Regions from separate parts of the Homo sapiens genome. Here regions 1 and 3 are each linked to region 2. The links are chromatin loops, found by intact Hi-C in ENCODE. Cell type or tissue: IMR-90. All regions are shown on one strand.

Evidence for each region. A loop is a pair of places that touch in the nucleus more often than their neighbours do. Peaks named below come from ENCODE experiments on the same cell type or tissue, not always from the same donor. Only the 100,000 strongest peaks of a DNase experiment are listed, where the experiment ranks them.
Region 1: it touches region 2 in a loop (13-fold over the local background); 27 of 110 quality-filtered maps call a loop at or near these places.
Region 3: a loop joins it to region 2, with 2.6 times the contacts of the local background. A loop is called at or near these places in 13 of 110 quality-filtered maps.

Annotation. Positions count from the first base shown.
Region 1 is chr14:35,434,080-35,442,079 of GRCh38, reverse strand. No RefSeq gene overlaps it. Among named protein-coding and RNA genes, the nearest start is that of NFKBIA, 33 kb to the right of the region's middle. In IMR-90, a CTCF peak has its summit at 3,095; no DNase peak of the experiment used is centred here.
Region 2 is chr14:35,683,080-35,691,079 of GRCh38, reverse strand. RALGAPA1 (Ral GTPase activating protein catalytic subunit alpha 1) reads left to right here. Exons shown (of 42, transcript NM_001346249.2): 18 at 1,077-2,621; 19 at 4,414-4,538; 20 at 5,935-6,151; 21 at 7,095-7,271. Among named protein-coding and RNA genes, the nearest start is that of SNORA101B, 76 kb to the left of the region's middle. In IMR-90, a CTCF peak has its summit at 3,564 (motif pointing right); a DNase peak (open chromatin) is centred at 3,569; H3K27ac peaks cover 248 bases.
Region 3 is chr14:35,530,521-35,538,520 of GRCh38, reverse strand. INSM2 (INSM transcriptional repressor 2) reads right to left here and starts at 4,357. Exons shown (of 1, transcript NM_032594.4): 1 at 1,467-4,357. The coding sequence starts at 4,268. The coding sequence ends at 2,568. RALGAPA1 (Ral GTPase activating protein catalytic subunit alpha 1) reads left to right here. Exons shown (of 42, transcript NM_001346249.2): 42 at 1-165. RefSeq lists enhancers at 2,268-3,090, 3,261-3,410, 3,091-3,914, 3,915-4,738, 4,739-5,563 and silencers at 4,371-4,740, 4,841-4,920. In IMR-90, a CTCF peak has its summit at 4,201; a DNase peak (open chromatin) is centred at 3,150; H3K4me3 peaks cover 1,210 bases; H3K27me3 peaks cover 3,011 bases.

The DNA.
Region 1 (8,000 bases), 250 kb after region 2:
AAAAAAAAAAGAAAAAAAAAAAAAGAAAAAAAAAATGACTGGAACCAAATTTATCTTGTAGGAATATATCCAAATAAATAACAGATATGAACAAGATCTATATTCAAGGATGACAGTAAAAGGGTAAAAAGTTGAAAACAAATGGAATGTCAAGATTAGGAAAATGGTTAAATAAATCATAGCACATTCATATCTTGGACTAATATATAGCCATTAAAATTCATATAGTGGGGCTGGGCACGGTGGCCCACACCTGTAATACCAGCACATTGGGAGGCTGAGGTGGGTGAATCACTTAAGGTCAGGAGTTCAGGACCAGCCTGGCCAACATGGTGAAACCCTGTCTCTACTAAAAATACAAAAATTAGCTGGGTGTAGTGGCAGACACCTGTAATCCCGGCTACTTGGGAGGCTGAGACACAGAATCACTTGAACCTTGCAGGGTGGAGGATGCAGTGAGCCAAGATTGTGCCACTGCACTCCAGCCTGGGCAACAGGGCAAGATTCTGTCTCAAAAAAAAAGAAAAAGAAAAAGAAAAATCATATATTGGTAAGTGAAAAAGTATGTTACAGTGTAGTTGATCTTCATTATTCACAGATTCTGCATTTGTAAATTCATCTAATCACTAAAACTTATTTGACCCCAAAATCAATACTTTCAGCACTTTTGTGGTCATTTGCAGACTTGCGCAGAGTGCCAAAAATTTTGCGTCACCTGATGTGCACATTCCCAGCTGAGGCCAAACAAGGCGATACTCTGCCTTCTTGTTTCAGCTCTTATAGCATAAATAAATACTCCTTTTCATGGTTTATTTAGTGCCATGTATTTCACAGTTTTGTGTTTTTTGTTGATTATGTCACTGTTTAAAATGCTGGCCAGGGCCAGGCACAGTGGCTCATGCCTGTAACCGCAGCACTTTGGGAGGCCGAAGCAGGTGGATCACCTGAGGCCAGGAGGTCAAGACCAGCCTGGCCAACATAGTGAAACCCATCTCTACTAAAGATACAAAAATTAGCTAGGTGTGGGGTGAATGCTTGTAATCGCAGCTTCCCAGGAGGCTGAGGCATGAGAATCACTTGAACCTAGGAGGTCAAGTTTTCAGTGAGCCAAGATCACACCACTGCACTCCAGCCTGGGCAACAGAGTGAGACTCTGTCCCAAAAAAATAAAAGCCAGCCAGGCACAGTGGTTCACACCTATAATCACAATATTTTGGGAGGCCAAGGCCAGAGGATTGCTTGAGCTCAGGAGTTTAAGACCAGCCTGGGCAACATAGTGAGACCTCATCTCTACTAAAAAAAAAAAAAAAAAAAAAAATTAGCCAGGTATGGTAGTGCATCCCTGTAGTAGCTACATGGGAGGCTGAAGTGGGAGAATCTCTTGAGCCAGGAGGTTGAGGCTGCAGTGAGCTGTGACCATGCCACTGCACTCCAGCGTGGGCGACAGTGAGACCCTGCCTCAAAACATAAATAAATAAAATACCCCCAAGCATAATGCTGAAGTACTGTCAAGTGTTTCTCAGTTAAAGAGTCTGTGATGTGCTTTACAGAGAAAATACCTGTGTTAAGATAAGTTTCATTCAGGAATGAGTGATAGTGCTGTTAGCCTTGAGTTCAATGTTAATGAATCAACAATATAGATTAGTGTATTTAAACATAAATACACAAATAATCAAGGTTATGTATTGATCAGTTGATGAAAATGTTATGACCAGAGGTTCACAGGAACCTAACTCTATACTTCCCCTAGGAACAACGGCTATTTGCTAATTCATTGTTCCCAATGCCTTTATAAAGCTTGACTACCAAGATAATGAGAATCAACTATATATGTATATACAACATGGAAGGATATATATATCAAGATAATAATAGTGGTTTTCTTTGATAAGAAGAATGCAGTTGCTTTTCATTCTTTTATACTTTTCCAGATTTTTCTACCAGCAATATGTGTAATGTATATAATTGAGGAAAAGTTAGTTATATAACAAAATGTAAGACCCCCGAGAAATTGATCATGCCAGTTAAAGACCTTAGCAACATTCAGGAAGCCATAGAGGTGGGCGCTAATGTTTCTGAAGGTACCAGTGGCATAACTAGCCATATGAAAGAACCAACTAAGGGAGTACTTGGTCTCTCCCTTTGGAAGTGGAAGCTAGTACAGAAAGGTGCCGAGTAATATTGTGCTCTTTCTCTTGAAAACAAAACAAAACTTCATTCTATACATTGTCAAATGCATGGAAAGGAAAATCCTGCTGGCTTGCCTCATCTCTGAATGAAGTTCATTGGCCACTTGGTAGCTGAAAAGGACCTAGAATGCCTGATTTGTTCCCACACTGATGCTTGGTAGTGGAGAAAATAAAGCTGCTGTGGGCCTTGCATAGCCACCCAGTCCCACACCCGAGTGGTCAGGTTAGGCTTTAAGTGAATGTGTAATTTGAAAATCAATGCTAAGACCATGAAAAAAAGCATGGCAGTATTGTGACTCTGTCAACCCCAAGCTTCCTCTGGGGAATCTGTGTGTTGTCAACATTTCACCCTCACATTACTCACAGGTGGTAGCAGCTGTGGCATCATTTTTTTATCCTTGGTTTGTTTTCAGCTCCCCTGAGACCCATATAGGACACACCTCCCATTTATAACAACTCTTCTTTTGCAAAGGATCCCACGGGGCTTCATTAATAACTCAATCTAGCCCCAGAGGTCATTGCTGCTGCTTCTGGGGCAAAGCACTACCTGATAGCACACAGAAACCCAGGATAGTCGTTTGAATGAGGAAAGGGAGGAGGGGCCAGGCCTGGTGGCTCATGCCTATAGTCCCGGCACTTTGGGAGGCTGAGGCAGGAGAATCCCTTGAGGCCAGGAGTTCGAAACCAGCCTGGGCAACATAGCAAGACCCTGTCTCTACTAAATTAAATAAACAAACAAATAAATAAATAATTTATAAAAAGAAGTAGAGGCTGGGCGCAGTGGTTCACGCCTGTAATTGAACTAAGATAGCTCCACTGCACCTCAGCCTCAGTGACAGAGCAAGATCCTGTCTCAAAAAAAAAAAAAAAAAAAAAAAGCAGAAAAGGGCTCCCACTATAGGCAGCTCAGGAAAATTACATACGACCAACTAACCTGGAATTTAGGCAAGCATTCTGACACTGACAAAGAATTAATGGCTGTCATTGGCTTTGAGGTGAGGGCTTCACTCTGAGTCCAAAAAACATTTAGAGCAGGTGGACTCCAAAGAATAAACTTTTTTTTTTGAGATAGGGTCTCACTCTGTCACCCAGGCTGGAGAGCAGCAGTGTGATCTTGGCTCACTGCAACCTCTGCCTCCCGAGTTCAAGTGATTCGCATGCCTCAGCCTCCAGAGCAGCTGGGACTACAGGTACGCACCAGCACGCCTGGCTAATTGTTGTGTTTTTGGTAGAGACAGGATTTTGCCATGTCAGCTAGGCTGGTCTCGAACTCCTGACCTCAGGTGATCCGCCCACCTCGGCCTCCCAAAGTGCTGGGATTACAGGCGTAAGCCATTGTACCTGGCCAAAAAACAAACCTTTTTTTTTTTCTTTTTGAGACGGAGTCTGTCTCTGTTGCCCAGGCTGGAGTGCAGTGGCGCGATCTTGGCTCACTGCAAGCTCCACCTCCCAGGTTCACGCCATTCTTCTGCCTCAGCCTCCCGAGTAGCTGGAACTACAGGCGCCCGCCACATACCTGGCTAATTTTTTTTTTTTTGTATATTTAGTAGAGACAGGGTTTCACCTTATTAGCCAGGATGGTCTCGATCTCCTGACCTCGTGATCCGCCCGCCTCGGCCTCCCAAAGTGCTGGGATTATAGGCATGAGCCACCGTGCCCAGCCCAAAAAACAAACTTTAAATCAGAGAATACTCTGGTTGAGACAAAAATTGGACAAATCTTGAAAGGAGTACTAATGCAATGGGGTTTCCTTATACAACGTTTCCAAATTCCAAAGGAATTCATTTTCTTCTGACATAATACAGCTGGATAGGGCCAGGCACAGTGGCTCAGGCCTGTAATCCCAGCACTTTGGGAGGCTGAGGCGGGTGGATCACCTGAGGTCAGGAGTTTGAGATCAGCCTGGCCAACGCAGTGAAACCCTGTCTCTACTAAAAATACAAAAATTAGCCAGACGCGGTGGTGCACACCTGTAGTCCCAGCTACTCAGGAGGCTGAGGCTGGAGAATCGCTTGAACCCAGGAGGTGGAGGTTGCAGTGAGCCGAGATCATGCCACTGCACTCCAGAGTGGGTGACAGAGTGAGACTCCATCTCAAAAAAAAAAAAAAAGAAAAAAAAAAAAAAAAAACCAGCTGGGTATTAATAAGGAAGGAAGGAAGGACTACTTGAAAAACCTAAGGTCAAACACATCAAGCAGGGAAAACACAAAGCAATTAATGTGAGAGAAAAGGAGATGGTAGCTCTAAAAGAAAGGGAAATAGGGTGTTAGTATCCTTTTGACCATCACAGGCCAAGCCCTCTTCAGCAGGAAAAGGTTCATTAACTAAATGGCCTGGAAGTTTTTAACACAGATGACTCAAAGAAAATTTGTTTCTGCGCAGGGAAGAATAAAGTTGATTTAAAATGAAAACCAAAAAAGTCTTCCAAAACAAACATTTCTTATTAACTAACTAAAAATCAATAAGAAAAAGAAAACAACTCAGTAGAACTATGGGCAAAGAGCATGAACAGGCAAGTCACACACAATACAGATTGCTAGAAATGTTAAGAGATGCTCAACCTCCCTTATAATTAATCAAAAACTAAAACAATAATGCAATTATTTCTGCCTATCAGATTGGAAAAAATTTTTAAATGTATAATATTCAGGGTTGACAAGAGGATTGGAAAACACGAATGGGGAAATACCCTCGCTGGGATTGTTAATTAGTACAACTTTTTTGGAGAGAAACACAACAATTTTTATTGCATTTTTAATGTTCATGCCCTTTGACTCAACATTTTTATTTCTAATAATTTATCTCACAAAAGCGTGCAAATGTTCGACATTTAGTATAGATTGTTTATTTATTTATTTAATTATTTTTGAGACAGTCTCACTCTGTCACCCAGGCTGGAGTGCAGTAGCGTGGTTTCAGCTCGCTGCAACCTCCGCCTCCCGAGTTCAAGCAATTCTCCTGCCTCAACCTCCCAAGTAACTGAGATTACAGACGCCCACTACCACACCTGGCTAATATTTTGTATTTTTAGTAGAGACAGGGTTTCACCATGTTGGCAGGCTGGACTTGAACTCCTGACCTCAGGTGATCCGCTCGCCTCAGCCTCCCAAAGTGCTGGGATTACAGGTGTGAGCCACTGCGCCTGGCCTGTTTATAATATTTTAAAAACCTGGAATAGGCCAAGCACAGTGGCTCATACCTGTAATCCCAGCACTTTGGGAGGACGAGGCAGGTGGATTCCTTGAGTCAAGACCAGCCTGGGTGACATGGGTGACATGGACAAACCCCATCTCTAAAAAAAAAAAGAAAAAAAAAAAACCCAGAATAACGCAACTGTCCATTAATTGAAGTTGTTTAAATAACTATGGTGCTTATAATGAAATGCTATAGAGCTATGAAATAGAATGTGACATATCTTCACGTAGAAGGTTGCATTAAGTAAGAAAGTAAGATGCCAAGCTGTATGAATAGGGTATGGTGGTGTTTATGGGGTGACAAAAATATTCTGGAATTAAATAGTGGTAATTGGTTGCATAACATTGTGGCTATACTAAAAGACACTGAATTGTACAGTTTAAAATGGCTAAAATGATAAATTTTATGTTGTATAGATTTTACTTCAAGTTTTAAAAAACAGTATGAATAACATGATCCCATTTTTGTGTGAAAAAAATATTTTTAGTATGTACATAGAAAAAAACCTAGAGAGAAATACACTAAGTAATTGGCAGTGATTATCTCTGAGTGTGATAGACACAGTATATTGTTAATAACCATGTTGTATATATCTGTAATGTTGGAAATTTTAATAAACAGAGGACTTAGAACTTTCATATCCAGAAAAAAAGATACTAAATCACTTGAAAAGTAGAGAAAGAGGTCTAATTATCTGAGAACAAATAACTGAGCCAGTAAAAAATTCCTTTCAAAGATAACTCAAAATAACTATTTCAGTGGGAATTGCATTATTTCAGAATCATGGGATTGTAAAGGTTTTGTGTGTGTGTACATTTCCTTAATAAAGAAAAAGGAGAACATGTACAAACGCTTCTTCAACGTAGTTAGATGCTAAAATTTAACCTTCATTGAGACTGAAAATGTAAACACTCATTTGTCTAGGAGGAATTGGTTACTAAAGTCTGTGTACCCTGATGCTTCTGTTGCCAACCAAAGCATCTGCTGGGTCCTGACCTTCAGATAATAAAAGTAATTATAAGACTCATGATCAGAAGATTGGGATTCTGGTTCCAGCTAAGCCACTAATTTGCCATGTGAATAGAGCCAAATCCTCTAATCTTACTATACTTCCATTTCTTTCTTTCTAAAAATGGGGAGATGCTACTGAAAGAGATCAGGATATGCCATCCCAAAATATGCCACTTTGGCATAAGGATTATTTTGAGCTGAAGGCAACTGATGGAGGAAAAGGTCTCTGCCCTCCCTTTATCTGCCTAAAAACAGGACATAAATTTTCCTTTGAGGAAGGTACTCCTCTATGCCAGGAAACTGAGAATGACTCATTACCAGAGATGTCACACCAAGATGACTCCTCATAAACAAGCCCTACTAAAATAACCCTTATCTCCCATTAGTTTCCTTCATATATTTCCTAGTCAATTCCCACAATATTTTCCCTTGAAGCCCAAACCCATCTTCTTTTTTTAAGAAGGGTATACAAACTCCAGGTTCTGGCCAGGTGCAGTGGCTCACACCTGTAATCCCAGCACTTTGGGAGGCTGAGGCGGGTGGATTTCAAAAATTAGTGGGGCATGGTGGCACATGCCTGTAGTCCCATCTACTCAGGAGATGGAGACAGGAGAATCACTTGAACCTGGCAGTCAGAGATTATGCCACTGCGCTCCAGCCTGAGCGACAGAGTGAAACACTATCTCAAAAAAAAAAATTCAAGTTCTGAGCACGTCTTTGAGTTTTCACATCATCTCTGTGAAGCTTCCATGCATTTAAAAGTATTAATATCAATAAAAATCATACATTTTTTTCCTGTTAATCTGTCTTTAGTCAGTTAAATTTGCAGGCCTCATTCACTGAAACTAGGTGGGAAGACAAAATATTTTTCATCCTGAAGAGCACTAAATAGAATGGTAACCTTAGGTGCTTACATAAGAAATTGAAAACCCAATCAAAATACTACACTCAGAAAATTCCATTTAGGGCAGTGCATATTATTTTATATAATCTTAAAAGTGTCTGTTATGGCAACTAAGCACAGTGACATGACCAAATGTACATGTTTGTGATGACAGACACTAGACTGTATACTTACATGACATTTTGAAAACCTAGAAGTGAGGCATTTATAAAAGAGTGAAGGCCGGGTGCGGTGGCTCACGCCTGTAATTTCAGCACTTTGGGAGGCCGAGGCGAGCGGATCACTTGAAGTTGGGAGTTTGAGACCAGCCTGGCCAACATGATAAAACCCCATCTCTACTAAAAATTAAAAAAAAAAAAAAAAAATTAGCCAGGTATGCCGGTGGGCACCTGTAATTCCAGCTACTCGGGAGGCTGAGGCAGGAGAATCACTTGAACCCGGGAGGCAGAGGTTGCAGTGAGTCAAGATCGCACCACTGCACTCCAGCGACAGAGTGAGACTTCGTATCAAAAAAATAAAAATGAAAAAAAAAAAAATGAAAAGCAGGGCCAAGCTTAGGGCCCAGATCTCCTTCCCACCACTTCCTTCCAAAATGTTGGCCTGTGATACTCACAGCTACAACTTCTCTTTAATACCTAGATATAAATCTCATTCAATAAAAACAATTAGCAGAAGAGAGAACATTCAACAGTTGCAATTAC
Region 2 (8,000 bases):
ATTATTATTTGAGACGGAGTTTTGCTCTTGTTGCCCAGGCTGGAGTGCAGTGGCATTATTTCGGCTCACCGCAGCCTCTGCCTCATGGGTTCAAGCAGTTCTCCTGCCTCAGCCTCCCAAGTAGCTGGAATTACAGGCATGCACCACCACGCCCGGCTAGTTTTGTGTTTTTAATAGAGATGGGGTTTCTCCATGTTGGTCAGGCTGGTCTTGAACTCCCGACCTCAGGTGATCTGCCCACCTCAGCCTCCCAGAGTGCTGGGATTATAGGTGTGAGCCACCGCGCCCAGCCTATAATTCTTAAAAAGAGATGTAAGAAGCCAGAAATATAGTTTTTAGAGCTTGATGGCTGTTTAATGGAAAGGGCCAATAACAGGCAGGTAAAGTTTCTTCCTAGCAGATTTAAGTGGTGTTTTTGCCAAAAACAAAAGAATACAATTGATTTTTTAAAAAATATATTGACTTTATTTGATGTCAGTGAATAAGATTTTAATACGTAATAAAGTAAAACACCTGGGGAGAACAGTTTCCTGACAAAGAGAAATTTAGGAAGAGGGTAGAGACTTTCATTTCTAATATGTAATCAAACAGAGAAGCAAAATTTGAAGAAAAGATGCCTCTTGCCTTTTTGGGAAGGAAGCTGGAGAATTTATTAGACCCTATAAGAGTCTACAGTGGGATACTTGGATCGGCTTTCTGTGTTAAGGTGTATTTTTTCTGCTTGGAACGTAAATAAGTAGGAAAAATTTAATAGCATTTGAGTTGCTTGATTTATTGGCACAGCTCTATCTTTATCTGCACTTCCAAATGTTTCATCACCTCACTGTCTGTTTCTATGCATGTTAACATTTTAAAATGTGTTTTGGTAGTTTTCTAATTCATTGACACTACATGCTATATTGGCTTGTGCCCATCATTTTTTTAAAAAAGCAGATTTGTATTTTGATTTTTTTTTCATTGAGCTTACAAAAACTCAGATTTTTTTTAAAGCATATGCTTTAGAGCATTATTGAAATTAATAATTATTTTTTATATTTGTGTAGTTCTTCTCTACATAATTTTTTTTTCTTTTACAGATATTGATGATGCTCAAATACTTCCCCGCTCAACTAGAGTCAGACATTTTTCACAAAGTGAAGAAACTGGAAATGAAGTTTTTGGTGCTTTGAATGAGGAGCAGCCATTGCCTCGAAGTAGCAGCACTTCTGACATCTTGGAACCATTCACTGTTGAACGAGCCAAAGGTGCAGTTCCTGTCATTGACAGTTCATCCCGTCATGCACCAAGCTTGCAGAGTTCCACAGAGGCTTCTTCAATAACTAGATCCACTGAAAGCCACATCACTGATACTCATAGTAGAGAGTCTTCTCTGGAAGTTGGTGATAGCATATATGACCATCTTTGTCATTTAATAGGTCCAGTAGAACTTGCAGATTCAGCTTTTGAACAAATCCAGTACATTGACCTTGAAGGAGATGATGATCTTCTTTCCACCCTGAAAGAATATTTTAAGGAAAACCAGGAAAATCATAGTAAAAATGAGACAGGGAAAGACCCAGCTTCTCAGGAAGTGACTATTGCAGTAAATAGGGGTGAAAGATTATCCTTAGATAAATTAGAATGCACAGATCAGGAAACTGAATCAGAAAATATCACCTCTTTTGTTGGGACTCCTGAAAACCTACAGTTTCAGAAAGAACCAAACTCAGCTGTCTTCATGAGTAATATCGCACCTAACCAGTCAGACAGTTTTTTTAGAACACAAACTTCTGAAAAATCTAAGCAACTAAACACTGATAAACAGCCATCAGAGCCTAGTTTAGATAGCCCTTGTGATAAAGAAAAAAGGAAACATCTGTACAGACAAGCAGCCACAGAATTAGATGCTTGTGTTGATGTAACACTAGTTGAAAAGCTTAAGAGTGTGCAAATTAATGAAAAAATCACTGTCCCACATGTTATGCGTGCCAAGAAAGCAACACTAAAAGCACCTGTTAACCGCAGAATGCCTCATGTTACAAGTACTAGCAAACTTTCTCCAACTAAAAGGAGCTTGTCTGAAACAGTAACTCATAGAGCCAAAATCATGAAAATTGCTACTAAAAAACGAAATAGTGTTCATGTTACTTTTAGGCCATCCACTGAGTCCGTTCAGTTTTATAATCCTCTGGAAAACAAAGAGGCTCCATGGAAGATGAGACTGCGGAAGCTCGGTGGCTTTAGTAGTGGTAGCAGCAATAGCAGCACTAGCAACACCCATACCAGCACAAATAGTGCTACAGAGCTAGTAAAACCTGGTGTGTACAGACCTCTAGATACACTTGGTACTGCATCAGTAAGCAGCAAAACAGTGAAGGAATCCACAGAGATTCCCACCACCATATTACAAAAAGAAGGAATTGCAAGTAGTCAATTAGGTAGTCGTAGTACTCTTAGGTCATCAAGTCATGAGGCAGGACTACAGCAGGGCTCCCTGGGTGGCGTTTATAAAACTGTTGTACATGCTCTTTCGAAGCCGAAGGCAAATGTTTCCCCACAGAGGCAGAACAGAATGCCACCAGAGGCTCCACTGAGGGATCTGTACAGTCATGTAATGGGCTATTTTGGAAGGAAAGCTGCAGGTGAGCACTAACAGTGTGCAGAGCGCAAAAGGAGAAAGACAGCACCAGTTTGGCTTAATGCAACTGAAGCAAGCTATAAGCAATCAAAAAGCTTTGGGATGGTCACTGCTTTCTCTCTGTTTGGTTATGCATGCGCCTTTTCCCAGCTGTATTTTTCCCAGCATAGAATGTTTATTTAAATTACTAATTTCCCTTATAAGGCATTTAGTTAAACCTCTTTGCTGCTGAACAACAACATAGGAAAGTGGATATATAGGAAAATTTCAATAACCTATCAAAGACTACCTAAATCAAGTATTTTTCTGAGTGTATACCACAAGTATGGAAATTAAGATTATCAAGGAGTTACTATGCTTTCTTCCCCACCCCACTATAGTTTAAAAGGGCACCAGATATATCTAACTGATTTCACTTATTTTTACTGCTGATCTATTTGGTTTTGTATTTTTTCTTGATAGAAATTATTTTGACAACTAACATAATAGAAATCAAGGTCCTACAGCCAGCACCAACATTATAGTTAACTATCAGTGATGAGGAAATTATTTCTTAAATCTCAAAGTGAATTTAATCACTTTTCATTTAAGCCATTTCCAAACATGCTGTAGGCTTTTAGTTTTGCATTCATTTATATAGAATGCAAGTTATGTCCTTGAAACACTTTAATTACTTTGTTTTTTTCTGAGATTTTAAATGTGCATAAAGGTTTCACAGTAGCCACTCATGATTTAAATATGGAACCTCTATGGACAGATAACAGAAAGCAAGATTATGGTAACTGTTTTCTCTATCTTGAGTCAAAGTTAAAATAACTTTACATATATAGACTATTAACTTTCAGCAGTAAGGTTGGTTTTGATTTTATTTGTTTTAACATGGTTTTGTTAGCATGATTAACAACGCTGTATAATGCATCTTGCATTGAGCCATTAATGCCACCTGAGGGCAGTATTTGACAGCTTAGCAAAGCCTGGCCAGTAATATAAAGATAATGGTATTTCACAGTGAGCTTCTGACCAGTGTGTTTTTTTAATCTGAAATACTTTGTAGTTTATTAGGAATATAAACAGTGCTCATTTTCCTTTCATTGCAGAGAAATCAACTTTTCAATAGCATAGTAGTGACATAGATACCATATTATTTTCTATAAGTTAGTTTCCCAAGTCTAAAACTTTCTTGTTAATGTAAATGGTAAAAATAATAATAATGTAGTGATAAAAAAATCAAAATAACTATTTTGGGTTTTTTTGGTAAGAAAAACATTTGTGGAAGTCAACTTTTTATTCTTAAAGCATTAAAATTAGATTTTATAGTGGATAGAAACAGCAGTATATCAAAACCATAGAATTTGTATTTATAAATACTCAAATGCATTTGTATCCCACTGAGTTTTGCATAGATTCAAAGGATGTATTCCCTGCAAACGTTCTTTGGGGGAAATACGGAATTATAAATTGTTAAGGCTCTAAAAAGAAACATTGAGTCAGGAAAAAAGATAAATATACCAGTTTCTTTATAGGCAATATTAACCTAACTTCAGCTAGTGCTTATCTATAAGCTTTCTTGCTGTTTAAAGTTACACTGAAGATTGACTAACATCTGCTTAGTTAAATAAAGTAAATATCAATTTACTAATTCTTAAAATTAAATCTGAAAGAAGGGAAATTATTCATAAATGCATGTTTGGCAAATAATTGGCAAAGGTACTTTGTTTTGGGTTGTTGTTTGTTTCAAAGTTAGAAAATGCAGTTAAGTTTTTCCTCACTATATATAGTTATTTATTTATTTTTAGTCAATAAAGAGGACATGAGCCAAAAACTGCCTCCTCTTAATAGTGATATTGGCGGCAGCAGTGCTAATGTTCCTGATCTGATGGATGAGTTTATAGCAGAACGACTTCGAAGTGGTAATGCCTCGGTAAGTTTTATTTTATATATTTGGTTTTATAGAGGAGGGTAGAAAAACTAACAGATATATACCTATGTACATATATGTCAATTTATATATGGGAATTTTTATTCAAAATAACCTTTCCTCAAAATATAACCCTTTTTATGAATTAAGATTTTTGAATTACATTTTTATAACATTTTTTATCTAAAGACATAAACAGCCTCATAATTTTCACCAGGGTGAAAGATCAGACAGGTACCTGTGCACAAATACACAGGTATAAGCAACTACCTTCCTAGTCTCCCCTTTTTTTGTCTTTGCTCGTAGGTTACCCTGGTGCCAGCTGCAAGCCCTCAATGGGAAAGATAGCAATGGAGGTCTTCTGCCCCAGCTCCCGTAGTTATATAAATAAATAAATATAATCTAATATATAATTTAAAATAAAAATACATATATAATTTTTATTTTTGTCTCAAGATCTGCTTGTGAACCAGCTCCCATAGTTTTGCTAGCACAAATACTGCTTAACCATTTTAGATAACTTTGGAAGAGACTTAAAAGTTATCTTTATCTTGAATGTTAGGAGTATGGCAACATGAAAGCAGAAGCTCTTTTATCCCTAATAATGCTTAATTGTTAGGGAAGGATAAATATATATGGAACTAGTTTCTTTTGAGACAGAGTGTCGCTTTGTCGCCCAGGGTGGAGTGCAGTGCTCACTGCAGCCTCCGTCTCCCGGGTTCCAGCAATCCTCCTGCCTGAGCCCCCTGAGTAGCTAGGATTACAGGTGCACACCACCATGCCTGGATAATTGTTCTATTTTTAGTAGAGACAGGGTTTCACCATGTTGGCCAGACTGGTCTCGAACTCCTGACCTCAGGTGATCTGCCCACCTCAGCCTCCCAAAGTGCTGGGATTACCAGAGTGAGCCACTGTGCTGGACCTGGAATTGCTTTTTTTAAACTGTCATATTTCATTTGGGTTTGACTTCTCTATAACTCCATTATATACCCCGCCCCTTTCTTTTTAGGCTTACTTTTTTCCCTTGAGTGGATAAAAATCATTGAATGACATCTTTGCTGTCATTCTTTCCACTCTTCCACTGTCTTTTTTATTTGCTGCTTTTTTTCCACTAAATACTCTTTCTGCTGTTTTAATTTATATTCACTGCATGGATCCTGCTGAGGCTTAAGAGTCACAGGCCCAGCATCATGTGATATTTGGGTCTTTAGGCAGACCAACAATAGGTCAGGCTCTAGCTCCATTCAGTTACATAGATTGTTTGGTGAGTGTGTTCTCCACTCCTACTTCAGCCTCTAAATCTCAGCATTTATTGTGATGGTTTGGAAATTAAAGGTTTCAGATGGTTAAAGAGAATAAAAGCTTTTTCTTAATGGTAAAATATTTCTTGAACGTTTAGACTATGACAAGAAGAGGAAGTAGTCCAGGCAGCCTGGAAATTCCCAAAGACCTCCCTGATATTCTAAACAAGCAGAACCAGATGCGCCCTATTGATGACCCAGGTGTGCCCTCAGAATGGACTTCTCCTGCCAGTGCAGGGAGCAGTGATCTTATCAGCTCAGATAGTCATTCGGATTCTTTCAGCGCTTTCCAATATGATGGCCGAAAATTTGACAGCAAGTATCTTTTCTATTTGAATACTATGTTTTATGTTGATTGTCTTCTGTTCAAGACTGACTTACGGATTATGTAGCCATCACCTTCCTCTCCAGTGTTACTTAGGCAGTGGCTCCCACGTTAGAAAAAAAAAAATTAGATATTTGGTCTTGCTATGTTGTCTGGGCTAGTCTTGAACTCCTGGCCTGAAGCAGTCCTCCTGCGTCAGCCTTCCGAGTAGCTGGGATTACAGGTGCAAGGCATCATTCTTGGCCCCACTTATTTTTATTTCAATTTTCAGTGAAATTTCAAAGGAAGTTTTAGGGAATCACCTTAAGTTGAAGCTACTTTATGTTGCCAAATTAAGAGCATTTAAAAAACAAAAAATGTGATCCCTTCTTAAAAGAAATGACATTTTTAAGACCAAAACTGTAGAAAGGAAAATAATTTAGGATAGACCTGTTACTAAAAAGCCAGTCATGATTATGAGTTGCCACTGTTTCACACACTCATATTTGAGAACCAAATATTTGGATTATGTTCAATGCTACAGTACCCAGAACTTCCTTTGAATAATTGCCCCTTGTTACAATAACATCAGTAATATTATTTGGTGCTATATTATTACCACTTAGTTATTCAGCTATAATTCTATATTGCACTTGGCAGTCAGTGAAGGGCACCAAATTTTTAAAAAAGAAGTCAAAACCTTGGGAACTAAGTTTGTGAAGAGCTGGGATATGCATTGGAGAATTACATGTTTCCTCCCTTCATGGCTTGTACACTATCCCGATCTACTTATAATCTTCAGAGTATTAAGATTATTTACACTTGTCTGAGTGATATGTAAACAGAATAGATGTACGGGGAATGTTTATGTTTGATCATTTTGCTGATTTAGCTCTCGTAAATATTTTTACTTTGTAATTGGGACTCATATAATAACATTTCTTCTTCCTATAGATTTTGGCTTTGGAACCGACACTGGGGTTACGTCCTCTGCTGATGTGGATTCAGGTTCTGGCCATCATCAGAGTGCTGAAGAGCAGGAAGTGGCTAGTCTAACTACTCTTCATATAGATTCTGAAACAAGCAGTCTTAATCAGCAAGCTTTCTCTGCTGAAGTTGCAACTATTACTGGTAAAGTTATTCATGGGAATGTGTTTCTTAAATGTATTTTTTAAGCCTTCAAAGAATTTGATTAAAATTTTGAGAGATTTTAAGTATTACTTATTACTATTTAAGTATATTTTTTCATTCATCTTTATGTAACAATGAAGGGGAGAAAAGACATTAGTTTCTTGACCTGAGGTCCACTGGGTTAAGCTTCAGAGGACTCTGTGAACTTGTAGTATTTTATGCAATATTTTGTATATATATGCACTAGAACATTTTCTGCAGGATTAAAAAAAAATTTTAATGGGAACATAATAGATGTATATGTATATGGAGTACATGAGATAGTTGGAGTGATTTTTAAAATAAATAAAAAAGTTAAAAGTAGTGGACTGTCTTTGTCATTCAGAGTTAGCCTAGATTTTTATGATTTCTTTAGCAAAGTATTTATTATAGAAAATATAAAGCACACTGCTTAATAGAAGGCCTGTTTGTCAATATACTAATATTCTGTGTTTAGATAGTAGTTTGTGCTTTTTGGAAACTTTTTACATGTAGTCAAACCCAACCATAATGTGATAAGTGGAGTCTTCAATCATGTTAAATGCAGAGTCACATTATTGCAATGTTAGTGAAGTGATTAGAATGAGCCTGAGCAGCTAGTAGACCATAGTTCTTGGGGGTTCCACTCTATAATCCAACCTCACTGTGGTTCCGGCTACAGTTTGCCCCTTGATGAGTGGTTATCCACTC
Region 3 (8,000 bases), 150 kb after region 2:
TAGCATGACATTGGTACTAACTGCATGTGTAAATACATCATACTGGCAAACCGTAAAATATAAATTATGTATCATCATTCATGTAGTATCTATAATTTGTAACAGTGGGGGGGAAAGATGACATGGTATTTAATAATACAATAAAAATATTCTTATCACTTCCTATCCATGAGTGTTGATTTGTCTTCTATGTTTCATATATTTTCAATAAGCAGGGCTATATGAGTAGTGAGGAGATTTAAAGCATGAACCTAGATTATCTTAGCTAATCATCAAAAATAAACTTGAATTCCCTTTTCAAGATACATTCCAACTTATTTCTCACAGATCCTACCACAGTCGTTAAAAACACAGGAAATTTTCTGTCTTCATAAAGGCTGGCCAGAAATTCACCCAATGCAGTTGGTTAGATTGTTAGTTTATCTCAGCTTCATGTTTTTGTTTTGTTTTGTTTTGCTTTTTGAGACGGAGTCTCCCTGTCACCCAGGCTGGCGCGATCTCGGCTCACTGCAACCTCCGCCTCCCAGGTTCAAGCAGTTCTCCTACCTCAGCCTCCTGAGTAGCTGGAACTATAGGCGTGTGCCACCACGCCCGGCTAATTTTTTTGTTTTGTTTTGTTTTTTGTTTTTTGTTTTTTAGTAGAAACGGGGTTTCACCGTGTTAGCCAGGATGGTCTCCATCTCCTGACCTCGTGATCCGCCCACCTCGGCCTCCCAAAGTGCTGGGATTACAGCTTCATGTTTTTTTGATTCTTAAATTTTACTTTGTTTTATAATATACTTTCAGCAATAAAACTTCGTACTAACAAGTTTCTAAGACAATCTTTCAGAAATTCTGTGCACCCAATTTCATTTTCTTATAAATGAAAACTAAAAGTCCTATGTAAGCTGATGTAGAAGATAAACAAATGGATAGAGTCCTTGGGAAGAAGATTGAACAATGTAGACAATTTCCTACAGCCAAGGTGAAGAATTACAAAAAGGAAAATCAGAGTAACTGCATACATGTTTCTAAAGTGCTATAAAAAATCTAATGGATTGATGATATATAACAATATGGAGTAAAAATACAAACCTGAAATAATGAAATTAATTAGCACCATTAAAATACTTCTTTTCATCTTCAGGTAACACTGTTCACTAGCTTGAAATATATATATATATATATTTAAAATATGTTTTCGGTTGACATTTCTTGGGGGGGATGTCTTTTTTAGATTCAAAGACTAGTGCATATTCCTTGCTTTTTGCAGCTCAGTCTTTGCAGCCATACTTCAAAGGAAAATTTTTCATTGCATTCCTGCACCATCACATTCATTTGCAAAATATTTCCGTCTTTGTATTCTGTCCAAATGGGTCACTAACATTCTAAAACAGGATACCGACATTGGGGAGATAAGAAATGTGGCTTTGAAAATAGGCTGTGTTCAACAGGATTCTTAAGACAAACACAGAACACAACAAAAGCACAGTCTATGTACATTTATTTGGTGGTAAGCATCTTACAAATACGGGCTTTCTGTCAGGCAGTGCTCAGCCAATGTCCCAAACTGGCTAGTAGGGAATTAGTACACAATGTACACTGAAATGGTTTTTTAAAAAAATCAAAAACAAGTTGCCGCTGAAAAGAAAATACTGAATATTGAGCAAATTGCCATTCAGTTCCTTAGTGGATTACAGGTGTTAACATCTTCCTTAAGCTGTACATATTTTCATAATGAATACACAGTATGACATTTACAGCAGAAGCATTAAACAATTTGGGTGAAACCCCATTAAAACAGTCAAACTTGAGGAAACGACTTCTGTATTTCCAAAAAGCCATTTAAAGAAAGGTTTGAAGTAGCTCTTCCTGAATACTGCCCACAAAATAGCTGAGGGTGAGAATTTTAGGGGGTGTCTCAACTCCAGTAAAGTAGCATCCTCCCCACCTCCAAACACCAACTTAAGAATGGACATGTACATATAATTGGGCAAAGGAAAGTTTACAGGGGAGATCCCCATGCACCCCAAAAGCAGCAAAAATCCTCTTACATTTTCTGCCAGGTCTTGAATCTCCTTAAGTTTGACACCAATCACATAACTTTTAATTCACAGAATATACAGTGCAAAATATCTGACCCTATTGAGACAGAAGCTGTATAGGCGCCTGTGATGACAAGACAAAAAAAACATTGGCTACCAAAGGGTAGCCAGAATCCTTTGTGGACATTGAGACATGCACGCATTCACCGCGACTTTCCATAGGAATTACAAATCATATAGGATTCGTTAGGGTCTCCAGAGTTTTAAGGGGAAAAATCCTATTTTAGTGGGGAAAGTGAGAAGGATTTAAAGCTGACAGTCTTTGATCTCAAGGTTTATACCATATACATACCTGCTCTAGAGAGGGATATTACATTTCACTGTCCGCTCCTCTGGTGGAACATTGACTACAGGGAGAATTTTAGGGGATTAAAACATAGGAAGGAATGAAAGTAAACTTGCAAGTTGAAGAAAGCCCCACAGAAATTCCCATGATCTGTTTCCTCTAAGGCCAACCTCGAAATCATCCTGGTCTCTCGTCCCTCAGCAGCCAGGCCGCAGTGGCATCTGCAGCAGCAGCACTTGCCGGCTTTCTGAGGGGTGGCACTTATTGATGTGCCGGGTCAGCCCTGGAGAGCTAAAAAAAGTGGACGGGCAGTGCTTGCACGAGAAAATTTGCTGGGCACTCCCGTCAGATGGCCCGCTAGGGCCCGACGTTTCGGGAGGAGCCCCCGCCAGAGCGGGCAGGAGCAGCTCCTCGCGGACAGCATGCCACAGCCGGTGCTTCTCCCTGATATCTGCTGTAGGGAAGTGCGCTCCGCACAATGGGCAAGCGAAGGCAAGTGGGGCACCGCGTTCGGAGCCAAAGCCCGGCGCTAGCGCACGGGCCGAGCCCGCCTCGTGAGTGCTCAGGTGCTTGCGCAGATAGGCTTGGCGACGAAACTTTTTGTGGCAATATGGGCACACGAAAATCTCGGATCCCCTGCCACCACTGGTACTGCCCGGCACAGGTACCCGGCGCCCCAACACCCCCTCCGTGTAGGGGCCCTGAGGCAGCGGTGGCTCTGGATGCGTCAGCACCTGGAGGCCCTGCCTCGGGGCGCTGTCCGGGTGCTGATCCGCCCCGGAGCTGTCCCTGGCCTGCGGGTGCTGATCCGCAGTCCGCTCTATTCGGCTGTTCTCCTTTCCCTCCGCCAGAAAAGATGCAATGGCCCCGGAGTCCCGGGAGGACGAAGACGACGAAGAAGGCGGCTTCCCGTCGGCGGAGGAGACTGTGGCGGCGTTTGCAGCCGCAGGACGCGGCTTATGCCAGCGGCGATGGGAGGCCAGGTTCGCAGGACAGCTGAACACCTTGTCGCACTCAGGGCAGCGGTACTCTACGCGCACGATGCGGGAGCAGCGGTGCTGGGCCAGCGCGAAGGGGTCTGCGTACTGCTCCTTGCACAGCTGGCAGATGAACTCCCCCAGTGGCGTGCGGCTGCCCCCCAAGCCCCGGGACGGCGCTCCGGGCTCCTCCTCCTTGATCTTCAGGCCCAGGACAGGGGATGTGGTCACCTCATCGGCAAAGCTCAACTTCCTCATGGCCTTTGGCTTCTTGATTCCCGCGGCCGCGGGTCCAGACGCGCAGTCCGTGGGTGCCTTGCCGCGGCGCTCGCCGCCGGCCGCCCGCTTCAGACTCTGAAGGGCGGCCGAGAGGGGCGCAGGGTCCGGCTGAAGCGCGGGCTCTGGGAACGGCGCCCGAAGCGGCAGCAGAAACTGCTCCCCCGGGGTCGGTGCGGCTGCTGGCGCCACGGAGCAGGAGAAAGCGGCCACGGCGGCGGCGCCCCCGGGGAAAGACTCGGCGGAGACGGGCGAGCTGAGGCAGCGCTCCAGGAACGCCCGACGCAGCTCTGCGCCTGCCGGCTTCGCTGGACTGGGGCTGGGGCTGGGGCTGGGCCCGGGACCTTCCCTGCCACCCGCCCGCCACTCCGCGCCTTCCCGCCCGCCCGTCCCCGGGCTCACCCCAGCCGCCCGACATGGCGACCCCGACTGTTCCCGGGCCGCCTCCGCCGTCAACCCCTTTCCTGGTTCCTCTCGGGTGGGGGGTGTCGCCCGCTCCGCGCCGGGCAAGGAGGCGCTGGGAGCCTCCTCCAAGAAGGGCGGCGCCCCCTGGGGCCCCAGCAGAGGGAAGACACGCTCCGCAAGGCGAACTCGGTACAAGCCGCCTGTCCGTTTAGTTCGCTTCACCAGGAATCCCCTTGGCATGGTGGAGTCGAGAGCGCTCTGGGACAAGAGGAAAGGGGGCGCCACGGGGACTGAGAGCCGGCCAGCAGATGAACTAGAAGAGCTTCGCCGCGGCTGTCATGCCGGGGCTATCTTTATAGCTGAGACGCGGGCCGGGGTCCCGCCGGGCCTCCCCGGGCTGGCCCGGCCAATCAGGAGTGGGAGCGGGCGCCGGGGGCGGGGCTTTCTCCCGTGCCGATTCACTGGAGTAGACGAATCTGGCGGCGGCGGCGGCGCACGCCCAGCCCCGCCTCACAGCGCCGCGAACCTGCCCCTGTGGCCGGCTGGGTCCGCCTCCCCCTGCAGCCTCCCGGGCGAAGACGCCAGAAGGTAAGGTCCAGAGTGTGAGGGAGCTCGACACTCCCCGCCTTGGCTGCCTCCGCGGAGCGTCCCACTGGGGAGCCGGGCGAAAAGGCCACCTCACGACGCCCTCCGCTCGGGCCGGGACCCGGCTGCCCCCAACGCGAGGGCGTCTGGCTGAAAAGCTCCCGCTCTGCGCCGGACGGCCGAGCGGAAGGGGCGGTGGGCAGAAGGTGCGGCGGAGACCACGGGGTGGGTGTCCGGGAGGGAACCGGTGCACGTCCTCTGCGGGTATTGAGCTGATGAGAAGTGCGACCGAGCGGCCGGACAGCTGACTGCACCGCCCTGTGGCTGCTGTCGGCGGCGGGAGCACGTCCGCCCGCCGGTATCGATCGGGCCCGCGCGCGGCGGCGACACTCGAGAGTTCATCTCCGCAGAAGGGCTCTCAGCGCGGGAGAGCGTGCCTGCCCGCCGCCAGCCTCCGAGTCGGGACGCCCGAGCGCGGCTGGGTCCTGGGCGTCTGCGCTCTTAAGTGCTTCTCGATAGGAGCAGGAGTAGGGAGAGGAAAGGAGGATCTCATTTTCCACTGTCCTCGCATAAAGTGGTTTCTCTGTTCACACTTTCCACTTGTACTACCCAGAGTATGACTTAATTCCTAACCGGCCTGTTTAGCATGGAGTAGATTGAGTGAGAAATGCCGGCGGAATCAGCATTACAGCTGCTTCCCCGTACACCACAAGTGATACTTTGCAAAAGGTGTGCTGTAGAGCAAACTCAACAGATTTTCATCTGGCACCCTGCAATGCTCCCACCACTATTTTGAGAACTAGAAGAGGTTTGAAAGTGTTTAGTAGTAATTGAACTAGGCAACAATTAGACCATCTATGACAGATATAAAGTGCCAAGATCCATAATATAGGTAAATAAAGTGTGAGAACAGGAAGGGGAAAGACTATGTGCACAAGTCTCCTTACTAAACCAAATTGGAGAAAAAGACTGACAGAGGTGTTTTAAAAGTACACGATAGCATAACAGATGTAGTCATCAATAAAACACATTGTCTTTCTTCAGTGAAGTATTTTTACAGGGAGAACATTATTTTGAGAAAGATTTGGAAGTAATTATATATTAATCATTGACTATGTTATAGGCATTCTGCTTAAGTAATCTCTAATCTTCATACACACGCACACAACATGTACACACACAAACCAAAAAGGAGATATTATTTCTCTCTTTTTTCAATGTGGTGATTGAGCCATTTAGTTAGATAATGGGTAAAAGCCAAGCAGAGCTCAGATTCAAACTTGTTCTGGCTAATTCCAAAGCCCAGACTCTTTCCACTACACCAATGGCTTCAAACTATTTTTTTCCTTAATCACATCCCACAATAATAAATGTGTTCTATAGTATATACACACATGTAACTGAAACAAAAGTCTCACAAAATAATACTGTGGGTCCTAATCTATTTGTAAATTATGAAATCATACATTGAAATGTTTGCAGTGCATTCTCATATTTTTCATTGTATTGTATTTTGTTTCTTAAAAATAGCAGTCATAGAAAATACATTGATTTCATAATTTACAAATGGATTAGGACCCACAGTTTGAAAAACACTCATTATATTGTCTCATTAAATAGCATGAAATGATACAAAATTAAATAAACCTGATACTGCATAATCACAATATCTGAACCACTGTTTAAAATATTTGAGTCCTTTAGCAGTGTTGGTAAACTTAGTTTCCCAAATTGGTCATTTCTGACATGTCAGCTTATATGTGACTTCTAACTCAAATTCTCAATTCTCCTTTCCTCCTCATGATCCATACATATTGTGTGGTGTGGAAAATCTGATGTAATAATTTTAATACTTTAAGATAACCCCTTTTCCAGAGAGAGAAAGGACTCTTCCCCAGGGGCATAGTACTTTGTAAGAATTGCTGTCAGATATTTTCTACCAGATCCGATAGTTCCAATAGCTCTCTCCTTCCCTTCCCAAGTGTAATTTAATAACATCCTTTCTGGAAATCATTGTAACAATTTACATCAGAAGCTTTAAAAAGTATGTATACATTTAATCTACCAATTCCTCCTTTAGTAAGTCATCCAAAAGAAGAGCGAAGATTTATGCACAAAGCTGTTTATCACAGTGTTATTTGTAATTATAAATAATCAGAAACCATCTTGAGTAAACTATAGTATAGCCGTGTTATAGATGATTACGTAGCTTTAAAAATGTAATGATAGAGACAAACATATATACCATAACTAAGCAAAAACAGCAGGCAGCAAAAGTTGCTTGTACAATAAAGAGCTCAGTTATGAAAAAAACGAAATGCATATAAGACAGTGGAAGGAAATATGCCAAAATGTTGTTGGGATTGCCTCTAGTAAGTAGGAATTCAAATAGTCTTTTTTTAACTTTTTTGTTAAAATATTTTGCAATAATCGTATATTACTCTGATAATCAGAAAAAAAAAAATTGCAAAACTGCCTTAAATCCTTTCTGGAGTTAAATGTGGTACCCTTCCCCTAGGATACTAGCACACTGCAACATCAAATGGAGAACTGTACAGATAAGTAGCATTCTCCAGGGCCATCTGTTTGAAATCTGGCCCTAGAAGAGAGTTGACAAGCCTCAATCATGCCACAGGCCTTCTAGTTGAAGAACACTTTTGGGAAAAGACTAAGGGTTAAAAGATAGAAAGGATTAAAATGTGGGGAAGAGAAAGAATTTAAATGCGTAATCCCCCCTTGGGTATAAACTTAGATGATCCTTCAAGATACAAACACTCTTTCTGTAGTTTCTCACTTAAAAATTACGATAAATAGGGCATTGCCAAAGCAAGATTATAAAATCTTTGTTTTATTTAATATCTACCTCCTTTCTCTTCACAAAAAGATTAAACATTCAGGACCTTCATCTGCTCTCAGTTATACTTTGGTAAAAACTCATACGCACTGGATTATCTCTCAAGCTATTTACATTTTCTGCTTTCTCTAATTGCGGGATACATTTAATTTAAATTCAGAAATTTTGAGACAATAGAAATCGGAACATTTTTTGAAGAGAGAGGAGACTTCTTCTTGCCCTGAAATCAGTGTGTATAAGACAGGCTCAGATGACTAACCTGCTTTTTATCACTTGAATATCTGGGAGATTACTCAGAAGGAACTTTATTTCTTCTGTTTCTCTGCCCCCTCACCTCCACTTAGACATGTCCCTGTAAAAGGTTAACACCAGCTGCAGCTACTACAGGCCCATTGTCCCTAGGAACTTGAAAGTCAAACAGTCTCTCACAAATCTAAAACCAAACTCTTGATTTCCTCTCCTAAACTTAATCCCCATCTCAGTTTTCCTCATCCCAGTAAATGGCACCTTCATTCAATTAGTTGCCTCAGCCA